2 separate regions of the Homo sapiens genome follow, and region 2 is linked to region 1. A link is a loop called in an ENCODE intact Hi-C map of the cell type or tissue named here. Cell type or tissue: heart left ventricle. All regions are shown on one strand. Each heading gives the region's core, and the rest is flanking DNA. Links, peaks and the distances in the headings are about the cores only.

Region 1 (8,331 bases), core at 269-8,268:
CCTCAGCCTCCCGGGTAGCTGGGACTACAGGCGCGTGCCATCATGCCTGGCTAATTTTTGTATTTTTATTTATTTTATTTTATTTTATTTTATTTTATTTTGAGACGGAGTCTTCCTCTGTTGCCCAGGCTGGAGTGCAGTGGCGCGATCTCGGCTCACTGCAAGCTCCGCCTCCCAGGTTCACGCCATTCTCCTGCCTCAGCCTCCCAAGTAGCTGGGACTACAGGCACCCGCCACCACGCCCGGCTAATTTTTCGTATTTTTAATAGAGACAGGGTTTCACCGTGTTAGCCAGGATGGTCTTGATCTCCTGACCTCGTGATCCACCCGCCTCAGTATCCCAAAGTGCTGGGATTACAGGCGTGAGCCACCGCACCCAGCCGGTTAATTTTTGTATTTTTAGTAAAGATGGGGTTTCACCATTTTGACCAGGCTGGTCTCGAACTCCTGATCTCGTTATTTGCCCGCCTCGGCCTCCAAAAGCCAAGTGGGTTTTTACAGTTCCATCTGTTTGCTCTATTAGGTCAGAAGATTGAGAATGGTAACTAAAATGGAAATTATGTGAAACTGGCCAAAATAGGTTGCAGTGAGCCAAGATCGTGCCACTGCACTCCAGCCCGGGTGACAGAGTGAGACCCAGTCACACACAAACACACACACCAACACACACAAGCCAGAATCAGTACTTACAGGTTTTCCTGAAATAAACTTAGGGCAGGGGCCACTGGTCAAATAAGCATTTTTTGCAGCTTTTTTCTTTTTTCTTCTTTTTTTGTTTCATTTTTTTTTGCAGCTTTTAAATGCTGCCCACCAATATTGTCTTATAAAAGAAATCAATTTGTTGGTTACCCGATGAGTCAAACTGTGTTCCGCGGTTAACTGAGTATTTCACTGAATTTCAAAGAACTGGTTTGTTATCAGATCCAAACCACAGCTCTCTTTTATCGTCACATCAGCAGCCATGATCTTTCCAGTTTTCTTTTTTGGCCTCTGGTGCCCCATCTTTGGTAATTATTTGTGGTTCATCTTTTGAAGTTTCTTTGAGTGGGGCCGCAAGAGAGATTTGATTACACGGAGTTGATTAACGGCAGCCTTCGTAGCAGTATTATCAGCAGGGTTGTTCCCTCTAGCTTCCATAGCGTCTAACCTTGAATGTCTGAGAATTTTGATAAAAGTCAAGGCCTGGTCACTGGACGGCCTCCAGTAAATTCTGTACGCAGGATCCATGTTTCATTTGATCTCCAGTGGAAGTGAGGAACGCCTTTGTTTCTTTGTTTCTTTTCTTTTCTTTTTTTGTTTTTTTGAGATGGAGTCTCACTCTGTCACCAGGCTGGAGTGCGGTGGCGCGATCGCAGCTCGCCACAACCTCCACCTCCTGGGTTCAAGCGATTCTCCTGCCTCAGCCTCAGGAGTAGTTGGGACTTCAGGTGCCCGCCACCACACCCGGCTAATTTTTTTGTATTCTTAGTAGAGATGGGGCTTCGCCATGTTGGCCAGGCTGGTCTCGAACTCCTGGCCTCAAGTGATCTGCCTTGGCCGCCCATAGTGCCGGGATTACAGGCGTGAGCCACCATGCCCAGCCAAAAATGAAATTTTCTGTGCCCATATTCCAGCCGAGGAAGCCCAAGTTCCCACCGGGAGCGTCTACACGTGCAGCCGCTGTTATCTGTACCCAGGTAACATCCTCCAGCTCTTGGGGAGATCCAGCTGACCTCCAGTGTCCCCGTGCCCACACACGTGGCCAGGAGCAGCTGTCAACAAATGGCTCTTGGGTTGAGGCAGGAGTCCTCCAGATCCTTTGGCCCTAGCATGGGCTGACTGGGAGGCACGGCACCTGGAGTCTCCCACATGTCCCTGGCGGAATGAACGTTCAGTGGGATTCCTCATGGTAACTGGCTTGATAATGCACCCTCTGGGATCTGTCCCTTCCCTGTCCTATGTCCCTGTCCTCTACCTGAACCTTTTGTGTGGAATGGCACCTCAGGCCCGGCCTCTGGGGGATGAAGATGGTGTTAACTGCATTCAAAGCCTCCCTCTTGTCACCCACGATACACTTTCTGCCCTGGCAGGGGGACAGGAGGTTCCTTGACGGCTAGTCCAGGCCATGACGGGTTGATCCTGGATTAAAATAAGTCAAGCTTCAGGCTGGTGCAGTGGCTCACGCCTGTAGTCCCAGCACTTTGGGAGGCCGAAGAAGGCAGATCACCTGAGGTCAGGAGTTCAAGACCAATCTGGGCAACATGTTGAAACCCCATCTCTACTAAAAACACAAATATGGCCGGGCGCGGTGGCTCACGCTTGTAATCCCAGCACTTTGGGAGGCCGAGGCGGGCGGATCACAAGGTCAGGAGATCGAGACCATCCTGGCTAACATGGTGAAACCCTGTCTCTACTAAAAATACAAAAATTAGCCGGGCATGGTGGCGGGTGCCTATAGTCCCAGCTACTCAGGAGGCTGAGGCAGGAAAATGGCGTGAACCCGGGAGGCGGAACTTGCAGTGAGCCGAGATCGCACCACTGCGCTCCAGCCTGGGCGACAGAAGCAAGACTCTGTCTCAAAAAAAAAACAAACAAAAAAAACCCACAAATATTAGCTGGGCATGGTGGTGCATGTCTGTAATCCCACCTACTGGGGAGGCTGAGGCAGGAGAATCTCTTGAATCCAGGAGGTGGAGGTTGCAGTGAGCTGAGATTGTACCTCTGCACTCCAGCCTGGGTAACAGAACAAGAGTCTGTCTCAAAAAAAAAAAAAGAAGTCAGTCGGGCACGGTGGCTCACGCCTGTAATCCCAGCACTTTGGGAGGCTGAGGCAGGTGAATTGCCTGAGCTCAGGAGTTCGAGACCAGCCTGGGCAACACGGTGAAACCCTGTCTCTGCTAAAATACAAAAAATAAGCTGAGTGTCACGGTGTGCACCTGTACTCGAGCTACTTGGGAGGCTGAGGCAGGAGAATTGCTTGAACCCGGGAGGCAGAGGTTGCAGTGAGCCGAGATCGTGCCACTGCACTGCAACCTGGGCAACAGAACAGAGTGAGACTCCATCTCCAAAAAAAAAGGAGTCAATCGTGTCAATCGTTAGGGAGCTGGTGGATTTATAGCCTGTAGTGACCACATCAGTGAGGCACTGGTGCTGGGAGGCACCTCAGAGGTCATCCCATTCAACCCCTTCACTGACTCACAGCTCAGAGAGGGCAAGAGACTTACCCAAGGGCACACAGCAAGTCGAGGGCACCAGCAAGGTCAGCACCCAGGTCTCCCGCACCTGGGCCCACGTGGTTTTCAGTCTGGAAACTGGAAATGGATATGAAGCCTTGGAAAATCCCAGCAGGGCAGGATGGGGGTGGCCCAGCTGTTTCACTATGGAAACAAAAGTCTTGTTTTCCTGGCTACTCCAGCGGGGCCGGGACGGAGGCAGATGTTTCTCTTCACCTGCCAGGAAAGTTTGGAAATTAAGCCCTCCTTGCAGGGAGGAAGGGACCCAGTGCTCTGGATTTTCAATTTAATGGGCTACCCAGGTCTTCGGAGTGCAGCCAGGGAAGCACAGAGGAAGCGCCCTGGAGAGGAAGCCAGAGATTTCCTGGAGGCGCCAGGGATGCAAGGAGTGGCCTGGAGAGGGAGTGAGGGAAAAGCAGCAGACGCCCCTAACTTCCTCCTCCTCCTTCCAACAGAAACCTGGTTTGGGGTTTTAGTGGAGACGTCTCGCCATGGCCGCCAGTGTAGACATTAATTGGTCTAATGCAGGCACCAGGTCCCCGGCTTCTTGCAGGGAGGGGCATGGTTTTAGGACAAGGCATGGCTTTAAAATAAAAAATTAATTGTTGTAAAATATGCATAGCATGACCCGGCATGGTAGCTCATTCCTTTAACCCCAGCACTTTGGGAGGCTGAGGTGGGAGGATCAGGTGAGCTCAGGGGTTCGAGACCAGCCTGGGCAACATGGTGAGACCCCGTCTCTACCAAAAATACAAAATTTAGCCCGGTGTGGTGGTGCATGCCTGTAGTCCCACCTAGTCGGGAGGATGAGGTGGGAGAATCACTTGAACCTGGGAAGTTGAGGCGATTTTTTAAAAAATTAATACTCTAGGCCAGGCATGGTGGCTCACGCCTGTAATCCCAGCACTTTGGGAGAGGCCGAGGCGGGCGGATCGCCTGAGGTCAGGAGTTCGAGACCAGCCTGGGCAACATGGTGAAACCTGGTCTCTACTAATAATACAAAAATTAGCCGAGCATGGTGGCATGTGCCTGTAATCCCAGCTACTTGGGAGGCTGAGGTAGGAGAATCACTTGAGCCTGGGAAGTGGAGGTTGTAGTGAGCCGAGATCGCACCATTGCACTCCAGCCTGGGGCGACAAGAGCGAAACTCTGTCTCAAAAAAAAAAAAAAAATCATAATACTCTTTTTTTTTCTTTTGAGATGGAGTCTTGCTCTGTCACCCAGGCTGGAATGCAGTTGCAAAATCTTGGCTCACTGAAACCTCCGCCTCCTGGGTTCAAGTGATTCTTCTGCCTCAGCTGCCCAAGTAGCTGGGATTACAGGCGCCCACCACCACGCCCAGCTAATTTTTGTATTTTTTTAAGTAGAGATGGGGTTTCACCATGTTGGTCTCGAACTCCTGATCTCAGATAATCCGCTGGCCTTGGTCTCCCAAAGTGCTGGGATTACAGGCATGAGCCACCATGCCTGGCTGAGGCAATTACTTTTTGCAGAGACAGGGTCTTGCTATGTTGCCCAGCCTTGTCTTGAACTCCTAGACTCATTCAATCTGTCCATTTTGGCCTCCCAAAGTGCTGAGATCGACCACGACCACACCTGGTCATAACTGGCTTTCTTTATATTCATATGCATTTTATCTTGTGCATTTAAAAACTTGATACTGTGAGAAGGTTCATAATTTCTCAAAAGTCTGTTTTAGATAGTGCTGGGGAGATGTGATGTCTGGAGCCCTGGCAGCTGCCTTGAGATTCTGAGGACCTGAGCCTGAAGGCAGAGTTCACCTGACAGGGAAGGCAGAGTGAGAAGTGGGGGAAGTTCCAGGGTCCTTTCCAGCTCTGTTACAGTGAACCAACCCTGGAAACTCCCCTCTTTGGGGCTTCTTGTTTCTTGCTATAATGAAACATCTTGCTGGTTAGCCAGTTGAGTTAGAGTTTTCTCTTTCTTGCATTTGAAGCTACCATGACTGCAAGAGGGAGTTCCCGAAGGGGTCTGGGAATGGCCCAGGGAAATAGGGGTGAGGTGAGACTCCACTGCCCCGACAGTGCCCATGTATGAATTAGAAAAAGTGGGCCAGGCGTGGTGGCTCACACCTGTAATCCCAGCATTTTGGGAGGCTGAGTGGGCAGATCATGAGGTCAGGAGTTCGAAACCAGCCTGGCCAACATGGTGAAACCCCATCTCTACTAAAAATACAAAAATTAGCTGGGCTTGGTGGCACACATCTGTAGTCCCAGCTACTCAGGAGGCTGAGGCAGAAGAATCGCTTGAACCTGGGAGGTGGAGGTTGCAGTGAGCCGAGGTCATGCCACTGCACTCCAGCCTGGGTGACAGAGTGAGACTTTGTCTCAAAAAAAAAAAAAAAAAAAAAAAGAAAAGAAAGAAAGAAAAAGAAAAAAAGTGGGCCAGGTGTGGTGGCTCATACCTGTAATCCCAGCACTTTGGGAGGCTGAGGTGGGAGGATTGCTTACAGCCAGGAGTTTGAGACCAGGTTGGACAACATGGTGAGACCTTGTCTTTACAAAAAAATACAAAAACCTATCTGGGCATGGTGTTGCATTCCTTTAGTCCCAGCTACTTAGGAGGTTGAGGTGGAAGGATCACTTGAGTTAAGGGAGGAGACCACCCCTCATATTGTCTTATGCCCAATTTCTGCCTCCAAAGAAAGAAAAAGTAAAAACTAAAAGGCAGAAATGAAAACCACAGGCAGACAGCCCAGCGCCACACCCTGGGCCTCGTAGTTAAAGATCGACCCCTGATCTAATCGGTGATGTTATCTATAGACTACAGACATTGTATAGAAATGCACTGTGAAAATCCCTATCTGGTTTTGTTCTGATCTAATTACCGGTGCATGCAGCCCCCAGTCACGTACCCCCTGCTTGCTCAATCACGACCCTCTCACGTGCACCCCCTTAGAGTTGTGAGCCCTTAAAAGGGACAGGAATTGCTCACTCGGGGAGCTTGGCTCTTGAGACAGGAGTCTTGCTGATGCCCCTGGCCAAATAAACCCCTTCCTTCTTTAACTCGGTGTCTGAGTTTTGTCTGCGGCTCATCCTGCTACAGAGTCTAGGAGGCAGAGGTTGCAGTAAGCCAAATTCACGCCACTGCACTCCAGCCTGGGTGACAGAGCAAGACCCCACCAAAAAAAGAAAAGAGGCCAGGCGCAGTGGCTCACGCCCAGCTAATTTTTGTACTTTTAGTAGAGACGGGGTTTCACCATGTTGGCCAGGCTGATCTCAAACTCCTGTCCTCAGGTGATCCGCCCACCTTGGCCTCCCAAAGTGCTGCGATAACAGGAGTGGAGGCTCAACTTTTTAAAGAAGAAAAGGACGAATCAGGACAGGAGACAATTACAAGCTCTGTTCATTCGGAATTCTCATTGGCTTACAGAAATAACTTTGGCTAGTGATTGGTTATATGTTGTAGACAGACCCACAGGGTGGATGGCGTCTGTGGCCACTTGGGCATTAGCTGGTCCAGAGCCCAGAGTCCATGTAGCAAGTAGCTTCAGGACGTAATTATTTAGCTCAATAGAAAGTGAGATGTGACTGCTGTTACTTTTTTTTTTTTTTGAGACGGAGTTTCACTCTTGTTGCCCAAGCTGGAGTGCAATGGCGCGATCTCGGCTCACTGCAACCTCTGTCTCCCAGGTTCAAGTGATTCTCCTGCCTCAGCCTCCCGAGTAGCTGGGATTACAGGCGTGTGCCACCAAGCCCGGCTAATTTTTGTATTTTTAGTAGAGACAGGGTTTCACTATGTTAGCCAGGATGGTCTCGAACTCCTGACCTTGTCATCCACCGGCCTCGGCCTCTCAAGGTGCTAGGATTACAGGCATGAGCCACCACGCCCGGCCTTTTAACTGCTGTTACTTTTTTTTTTTTAATCATTTTTATTCTGCTAGTTCCATAAAAGCAATGTAAACACCAGCATTCTATACATCTTGCTGGTGAACTCACATAATGCTTAGTTCCCTGATCCTTTGACCTCCTTGTCTTCTCCAGTTATTTTCTGTTTGGACCACTGGCCACAGGAATGGAGTGGGGTTGGGGCTTAGGAGAGAGCAATGTGGCTTTTTGGTATGACTTGTTTCATTGACTGCTGTTACATTTTAAATGCCTTTCTGGGCCTGATAATTTAAGGGGGCTGGCATTTCTCACATCAAAGGGCAAAGGGTTTTTTTGTTTGTTTCTCACTATTGCTCAAAAGCCACATGTGTCAAGGACAGCTCTTGTTAACGGGCAGAGAAGCTTATAGAACCTTTCCAGGGCTGGCGCGGTTGTTCATGTCTGGGGGACAAGAGCGAAACTCCATCTCAAAAAGAAAAAAAAAAAAAAGAACATTTCCAGGCCAGGCACAGTGGCTCACACCTGTAAGTCCCAGCACTTTGGGAGATTGAGGTGGGAGGATCACTTGAGGCCAGGAGTTTGAGACCAGCATAGGCCACATGGCAAGAACCCAGTTTCTACAAAAACATTTTTTTTTTAAATTAGCTGGGCTCGGTGGTGCACACTTGTGGTCCCAGCTACTCGGGAGGCTGAGGTGGGAGAATCGCTTGAGCCTGGGAGGCGGAGGTTGCAGTGAGCTGTGATCGCACCACTGCATTTCAGCCTGGGCAACAGAGGGAGACTCTGTCTCAAAAAAAATCAAATAAAGAAAAAAGAACATTTCCATTATTGCAGAATGTTCTATTGGACGGCGCTGGGCCAGATGCCTGCCCCAAGCCCTGGGACACCCAAACCTGGTGAAAGTGCCAAGCTCCCATCTGGGGGTGCTCACGGAAGGGGCCGGGAGCTGGGATTACAAGCGTGGAGGCAGGCGCCACCCCAGAGGAGGTGGGTGATGTCTGAGCCAGAGTCTTTGGGATGAGCAGGGCTTTGGCAGGCAGCTTTGTTGGGCAGGCAACAGGCACAGCAGGTGCAATGGCATCGAGGTTGGAGAGGTGGACTGGCGGGGAGAAGAGAAGGGAGGGTGGCAGGAGAGATGGGCAGAGGCCCCCCAGGAGCCCAGAGCCTTCAGGGCTTTGGGCCCTCTTGGGGCACTGGGGAGCCACGGGAGAAGTGTGGGGTGGAGAGGGGCGCCCTGGATTTGACCACCTTCAGGAACCTACCTTGGCTGCCCG
Region 2 (8,331 bases), core at 135-8,134, 61 kb after region 1:
TCCCAGATCAAGTACACGCACTACATCTTCGGATCTGTACACAGTAACTGCCCACTATGCCCAATTACAGTGTAGCAGATGCCAACAAATCTGAAAACTACCTACCAGCAGCCAGGTACTATTTTCATTTCCATTTATTTGATTATTAGGGGTGGCTGTTAGCCAACTCCAACAGATTGTGGCCAGGTAGAAAAGCAAGCATTTTTTTTTTTTTTTTGGGGGGGAGACAGGGTCTTGCTCTGTCACCCAGGCTACAGTGCAGTGGCAAGAACATGGCTCACTGCAGCCTTGACCTCCCAGGCTCAAATGATCCTCCTGCCTCAGCCTCCCAAGTAGCTATGACTACAGGTGAGCACCACATCTGGCTAATTTTTGATATTTTGTAAAGATGGGGGTCTCACTATGTTGCCCAGGCTGTTCTTAAACTCCAGGATGCAAGTGATGCTCCTGCCTTGACCTCCCAAAGCTTACAGACATGAGCCACTGCACCTGGCCAGCAAGCAGCTTTTTTCCCTACTTATAATTTTTTTAAACTTCCTCTGTCCATTTTTGAGTTGAGGTGAATAGACCATAGGGAGACTCCTCAGTATAACATCTTCCTCCACAGACATTCTGGCTGGGTCTGTGATGGCTACTTCTTCCCGTCTCACTTGCAGTTGAGGAAGAATGTCATTAAGTTCTGGCTGATGGGACTGAAGCAGAAGTGACCTGTTGCAGCTTCTGGAAGCCTAACATTCCTTAAGAGATAGGGAAGCAGGCTCTTTAGCCTCACTGCAGCCCCTTTGCTGCTTGGAATGTGGATTTATCAGCCAGAGCTCCTTTTCAGACAATGACCTCATGTGATCCTTGGCTATGATCTAGGGGTGGCAGAGTAGAATGCTGGAAGCAACTGGATCCCAGATAAGAGCTGCTAGCCCACCCCTGGGCTGTTCATCTCTGTACTTACACATAGAGGAGAAACACACTTCTGTTTTCCTTTTTTTTTGAGAACCCAAAGTGCCGGGATTACACCCATGAGCCACCACACATGGCTCCACATTTTTTTTTTTGAGACAGAGTCTCACATTGTCACCCAGGCTGGAGTATAGTGGCACGATCTCAGCTCACTGCAACCTCCGCCTCCTGGGTTCAAGCAATTCTTTCTCAGTCTCCTGAGTAGCTGGTATTACAGGCATCCAACACCATGCCCGGCTAATATTTATATTTTTATTAGAGACAGGTTTCACCATATTGGTCAGGCTGGTCTTGAACTCCTGACCTCAGGTGATCCACCCGCCTTGGTTTCCCAAAGTGCTAGGATTATAGGCATGTGACACCGTGCCTAGCCTTAATTTTTTTTTTTTTTGAGACGGAGTCTCGCTCTGTCGCCCAGGCTGGAGTGCAGTGGCATGATCTCAGCTCACTGCAAGCTCTGCCTCCTGGGTTCACGCCATTCTCCTGCCTCAACCTCCTGAGTAGCTGGGACTACAGGCGCCTGCCACCACGCCCGGCTAATTTTTTGTATTTTTAGTAGAGACGGGGTTTCGCCATGTTAGCCAGGATGGTCTCGATCTCCTGACCTTGTGATCCACCCGCCTCAGCCTCCCAAAGTGCTGGGATTACAGGCGTGAGCCACCGCGCCCGGCCAATTTTTTTTTTTTTTTTTAATGAGATGGGGGTCTCACTATGTTAACCAGGCTTGTCTTGAACTCCTCGGCTCCAGCGATCCGCCCACCTTGGCCTTCAAAAGTGCTGGCATCACAGGCGTGAGCTACTGTGCCTGACCCTCTCCCCCAGTTTTTCATGTATCCCTAATCTTTGTTTATGATGTCATTTGCCAGTGAGAATTTATTATTTTTTAGTCTGGCCTTGATGTAATGCAAGAAAAACCTTATCTTCTCCAAGATTATAAAAGTCATTCCCTTCATGCTGTCCTCTCTCTCCCCAGCGTAGTAGCTAGTGTGACCTGGGAAACATAGCCCCTACAATGCCCTGAAATGGCTCTCATCACACTCCAGATCTGAGGCCGGCCCCTGGGCCAATCGCTGTCACCTCCCTGTGGCTCTCTCCACCTGCAAACCTCACCTGCTTTCTTTCCGATCCCCAAACAGACCCTATGTGTTTAATTTCCTTGCCAGCCTTGCTCCTCCTCTAAAATACTGTATTTTTAAAGCTTAAATCAAGAAGAAATATTTGATTTGATTTCTTAAATGTCTTCTCACCATCTACAGATACCATATAATGATTTACGTTAATAGAATTGTTAATATTAAACCATCATTGCATTTCTAGAACAAACTCACTTGGTCATGCTTTCTATTTGCTAATATTTTATTTACATAATTTAAAATCTAGATTATAAGTGAGTCTCATAAGAAAATCTGTAGTTTTCTTTGTTAGGGCTATCTCCGTCAGGCTTTGGAATCAGCGTTATGCTGGCTTTGAACAGATACATGTGTAAGTTTCCTTACTTTGCTCTGGAATATTTCAGAGGGCACAGAGTTTTATTTCCTGAAGAATTAAAAGAATTTGCCTATAAAACTGTTAGGGCATGCTGCTTTGAGCAGCATGAGGAGTAGCTGATAATTAGTTTCTCAAATTTTTTCTTTGGTTATCAGTCTATGTAATTTCCTATATTCTTCTCCTAAGTCAAATTTTGTTACGTATATTCAAAATATTTGTCATAAAAATATATTTCTATTTTCTCCCTATAAAGCAATAGGCAGCCATGTGTCTACTTACAGTGGGATCGGTCCAGAGAGAGCATCTTGAACACTCCTGGCAAGGGGCTCCTGGTGAGCGGGGATGTTGGCAGAAATGGTCATATCCATTAATAGAAACTCGACAGAGGTAGCACATCTGGGCACCACAGCGGCAAGACATGCGGTTGCAGCCTTCAGATTTGATGAGGCCAGTCCCACACTTGTGGCATTTTCTAATGCGGGCAGCAGTCATTTTTTCTTCACTGAAATAAGAAAACATAATTTGGAGCTGGGAGGGAAGATGAGGAGGAAAAAAATATGGCCATTAAGCATTTATTTATTTTCACATAAAATGATCACTTATGGCTTTTTTGTGACATTAAACAGTGAAAAGAGCCTAGGTTTTGGAGTCTGAGAACTGCTTCAAAGTTTTAATTGTATGACCTTCAGTAAATTACTCACCTGCCTGGAGACTCAGTTTCCTCATTTTTAAACTGTGAAAACACAACTTTCTCATGGTGTTTTGAGAATTACAGACAAAATATAAAGTACCCTGGCATAGTGCCCAGTACTCAGCATTTAGAAAAGGACTGCTCTATTTGTTATAGGAATCCCTGTAGGCTTAAAATGGAGAGAACAGGCTGAGCATGGTGGTGCACGCCTGTAATCCCAGAACTTTGAGAGGCCAAAGCAGGAAGATCATTTGAGCTCAGGAGTTTGAGACCAGCCTGACCAACATGGTGAAACTGTCTCTACTAAAAATACAAAAATTTGCCAGGCGTGGTAGTGCACACCTGTAATCCCAGCTACTTGGGAGGTTGAGGCAGGAGAATCGCTTAAACCCGGGAGGTGAAGGCTGCAGTGAGCTGAGACCGTGTCACTGCACCCCAGCCTATGTAACAGAGTGAGACTCTATCTTAAAAAAAAAAAAAGAAAAAAAAAAAGAAAGAAAGAAAACATTGTCAAGGAGATGAGGTTTAGATAAAGTGCATTTAGTACTATTACCTTAATGAGTCACCTCTGTAGTACATCCGTTTATGATTTTAGTTACTCAGCAACTGTGAAGACACTACTCAACGTTCTACAACTCAAGGTTCTGTTTTGTTTTTTTTTTTTTGAGACAGAGTCTTGCTCTGTCACCTAGCCTGGGGCACAGTGGCTCCATCTCAGCTCACTGCAACCTCCGCCTCCCCGGGTTCAAGAGATTCTCCCACTTCAGTCTCCCAAGTAGCTGGGATTACAGGCGCCCACCACCATGCCCAGCTAAGTTTTGTATTTTTAGTAGAAATGGGGTTTCACCATGTTGGCCAGGCTGGTCTGGAACTCCCGACCTCAGGTGATCCACCTGCCTCGGCCTCCCAAAAGTGCTGGGATTACAAGTGTGAGCCACTGTGCCTGGCCTATTTTTTTTGAGACTCACTGCAACCTCCATTTCCTGGGTTCAAACGGTTCACATGTCTCAGCTTCCCAAGTAGCTGGCATCACAGGTGTGTGCCACCACATCACCACACCTGGCTTTCATGCCCGGCCATTTTTTGTATTTTTAGTAGAGATGAGGTTTCACCATGTTGGCCAGGCTGGTCTCAAACTCCTAACCTCAAGTGATCCGCCTGCCTCAGCCTCCCAAAGTGCTGAGATTACAAGCGTGAGCCACTGCGCCCAGCTAGACTCAAGGTTCTAATGAAAAACTTTTCAATTTGAAAAGCTATGTGCCCAAACACAACTGCAATTTTCTACAGCACAAACCTTCTCTGTAAGAGCACCCTGAGGCTGAGGTGCGGCTTTAAGGTGTGGCACTCCAGTTGCCTGGGGCTGGCTGACTTTCCCTGGGAAGCTGCTCAAGGAGAGAAGAGGCTGTAAAGAATTAAGGTTACAGTCTTTTCATGAAGGCTTGGAAAGAGGGTCTATTTGCTTGCTCATCCGATCTGTCTGGCACTGACATGAAATAATAATGGGTATGGAGGGAGAAAAAAAGGCTCTCCTAAAATGGACAGAGGAATACATAAAGCATGCCTGCAACTCAACATTGCTGAAATGTTAAACAGCTATTCAATATTGCTGAAATGTTAAACAGCTATTCAATATTGCACAAATGTCCACTCAAGTCCTTTGCTTCTGCATTTGTAAGAGTAGTACTGGATAGGGCCAGAATGGAGTTTTATTATGGGATGTGGTGACTACCTAGCCAGTAATATAAAAGTGAAAAATGGGGAAAAATCATGGTTGATTCCTTCAGAGGAAAGGTGGTTTGGCAACTAGATTCTCAACCAGGCAGGAAACACAGCCCCGCAGGATGTGCTCCCGGGGCAGGACAGGAAGAGAAGCCGGAGCTGTGACTGTGGTTGCTGACCTTGCGCTCACACAGGAAGGCTCAGGGCCTCTTCTATGCAGCCAGCGACAGCCCAGACTCCTGTAGTTATCTGTGCTCACCACCAGCCAGTGTGTGGGTAACTCCTCTCTGGGAGCCATATTCTGATGGTGGCATAAGCCATGCCCTTCAGATCTCAGCCCGTCCCCTTTGTGAGCGTGAAGATGCATGTGTGTATGCATTCTTTTGCTGTGGTAAAATGCACATAAAATTGACTTTTTAAACCACTCTAACGTATACAATTCAGGGATATTTTGAGTATTCACGATGTTATACAATCAACATCACTATCTAGTTCCAAGAGACTTTTATAACCCCAAAAGGAAACCCTGTACCCACTAAGCAGGCATTCCCCATTCCTCCTTGCCCTGCAACCCACAGCGTGCTTTTGGGCTCTACAGATTGCCATTCTGAGGCTAGGCAAATGCCCATATGCCTCTGATATTTCATAGGAATGGAAATCACACGTGTGTTTTTGTGCCTTTTTTCACTTAGTGTGTTGTTTTCTAGGTTCACCTATGTTGTAGCATGTATCGATACTTCATTCCTTTTTATGGTTGGATAATATTCCATTGTATGAATATATCATATTAGTTTATTCATGAGTTGATGGATTGAGTTTTTTTTGCTTTTTGGCTGGTGTGAATTGTGGTTAAATGAACATTCTTGCACAAGTTTTATATGGACACTTGTTTTCACTTATGTTGGGTGAGTACCTGAGAGCGGAACTGCTGGGTCATATGGTAATTCTATGTTTAACTTATTGGGGAAAGCCAACTGTTAACTATGGCGGCTACACTATTTCTATTCCCACCTCAATGTATACTGGTGTCATTTTTTCTATATCTCTGTCAAGACTTGTTATTTTCCATCGCTTTCATTATAGTCATCCTAATAGGTGTGAAGCGGTATCTTATTATAGTTCTGATTTGTATTTCTGTAATGACTAATGACGTTCAGCATGCTTTCATGTGCTTGTTGGTCATTTGTACATCTTTCTGGAGAAATATCAATTGATATTGTTTGCCCATTTTTTTTTTTTGAGACAGAGTCTCACTCTGTCATCCAGGCTGGAGTGCAGTAGTGTAATATCAGCTCACTGCAACTTCCGCCTCCTGGGCTCAAGTGATTTCCCACCTCAGCCTCCTGAGTAGCTGGAAATACAGGCTTACACCACCATGCCCAGTTAATTTTTAAATTTTTTGTAGAGACTGGGTTTCACCATGTTGTCCAGGCTGGTCTTAAACTCCTGGGCTTAAGCTATCTGCCCGACCTTGGCCTCTCAAAGTGTTGGGATTACATGCATGAGCCACTGTGCCTGGCTGTTTGCCTATTTTCTTTTTTTCTTTTTTTTTTTTTTTGAAACGGAGTCTTGCTCTGTTGCCCAGGCTGGAGTGCAGTGGTGTGATCTTGGCTCACTGCAACCTCCACCTCCTGGGTTCAAGAGATTCTCCAGCCTTAGCCTCCTGAGCAGCTGGGACTACAGGCACGTGCCACCACGCCTGGCTAATTTTTGCATTTTTAGGCGTTTCATCATATTGGCCAGGGTCATCTCGAACTCCTGATCTCGTGATCCACCTGCCTCAGCCTCCCAAAGTACTGGGATTACAGGCATGAGCCACCGTGCCCCGCCTGTTTGCCTATTTTCTGATTAGGCTGTTCTCTTACTGCTTTCAAGATTTTCTATGTCTTTGGTCTTGAACAGTTTGACTCTGATGTGTCGTGGTGTGGACTTCTTTGAGTTCATCCTACTTGGAATTCATTCAGCTTCTTGGATGTATAGACTCTTGTTCTTCATCAGATTTGGGAAGTTTTCAGCCATTATTTCTTCAATATTCTTTCTGTTCATTTTGCTCTCTGCTCTTCTTTGGGCTTCCCCTTAATGTGAATATTGGTACATCAGATGATGTTCTACAGGTCCCTTAGGCTCTATTCACTTTTCTTCATTCATTTTTCTTTCTGCTCCTCCTCCAACTGCATAATTTCAACAGCCGTATCTTCAAGATCTCTGATTCTTCTGCCTGCTCAAATCTGCTATTGAATTCTTCTAGTGTATTTTTCATCTCAGCTATTGTAATTTTGGGGTACAGAATTTCTGTTGGTTTCTTAATTTTTCTTTTTTTTTTTTGCAACAGAGTCTTGCTCTGTCCCCACGCTGGTGTGCAGTGGTGCAGTCTCAGCTCACTGCAACCTCCATCTGCCGGGTTCAAATGATTCTCCTGCTTCAGCCTTCCAAGTAGCTGGGACTACAGGCGCCCGCCACCACATCCAGCTAATTTTTGTGTTTTTAGTAGAGAAAGGTTTCACCATGTTGGCCAGGCTGGTCTTGAACTCCTGACCTCAAGTGATCCGCCCACGTCAGCCTCCCAAAGTGCTGGGATTACAGGCGTGAGCCACTGCGCCTGGCTGGTTTCTTAATTTCTATCTATACTCTCTACTTGTTCATACACTGTGCTCCTGGTTTCCTTTAGTTCTTTGCCCATGGTTTCACCTGGCTTTCTGAGCATATTTAAGACAGCTGATTCAAAGCATTTGTTTAGTATGCCCAATGTGTCCTCAGAGATGGTTTCTATCAACTACTTTTTTCCCTGTGAATGGGCCATACTTTCCTGTTTGCTTTATAAATTATTGTTGAAAACTGGGTGTTTTGAATATTATACTGAGAAGAGTCTAGAAATCAGGTTGCTTTTTGTATGGTTTGAGATTGTTTAGTGACTTTTAAAAATTATTTTTGTAAATTAGCCGGGCATGGTGGTGCATGCTTGTAGTCCCAGCAACTCGTGAGGCTGAGGCATGAGAATCGCTTGGGCCCAGAGGTGGAGGTTGCAGTGAGCTGAGATCGCATCATTGCCACTGCACTCCAGACGGGGTGACAAGGCGAGACTCCATCCCAAAACAAAACAAAACAAAACAAAAGGAAAAAAAAAGGGGGCCAGGTGCCGTGGCTCACACCTGTAATCCCAGCACCTTGGGAGGCAGAGGCGGGCAGATAATGAGGTCCGGAGATCGAGACTATCCTGGCTAACACGGTGAAACCCCATCTATGCTAAAAATACAAAAAATTAGCTGGGTGTGGTGGCACACAACTGTAGTCCCAGCCACTCAGGAGGCTGAGGCAGGAGAATCGCTTGAACCTGGGAGGCGGAGGTTGCAGTGAGCCAAGATTGCACCACTGCACTCCAGCCTGGCGACAGAGCGAGACTCCATCTTAAAAAAAAAAAAAAGAAAGTTATTTTTGTAAAGACTATTCCTTGTTATGTGTGGTCACTGAAGTCTCTGTTG

Evidence for each region. Hi-C counts contacts between places; a loop is a spot of excess contacts. Peaks named below come from ENCODE experiments on the same cell type or tissue, not always from the same donor. Only the 100,000 strongest peaks of a DNase experiment are listed, where the experiment ranks them.
Region 2: it touches region 1 in a loop (2.4-fold over the local background); 28 of 110 quality-filtered maps call a loop at or near these places.

The regions. Positions count from the first base shown.
Region 1 is chr7:5,577,672-5,586,002 of GRCh38, forward strand. No RefSeq gene overlaps it. Among named protein-coding and RNA genes, the nearest start is that of FSCN1, 11 kb to the right of the region's middle. RefSeq lists an enhancer at 5,060-5,219 and a silencer at 6,611-6,700. In heart left ventricle, for the core only: no CTCF peak of the experiment used is centred there; a DNase peak (open chromatin) is centred at 3,556; H3K27ac peaks cover 701 bases.
Region 2 is chr7:5,638,433-5,646,763 of GRCh38, forward strand. It overlaps RNF216 (ring finger protein 216), which reads right to left. Exons shown (of 17, transcript NM_207111.4): 15 at 2,722-2,944. Among named protein-coding and RNA genes, the nearest start is that of RNF216-IT1, 38 kb to the right of the region's middle. RefSeq lists an enhancer at 929-1,793. In heart left ventricle, for the core only: no CTCF peak of the experiment used is centred there; a DNase peak (open chromatin) is centred at 5,009; H3K27ac peaks cover 438 bases.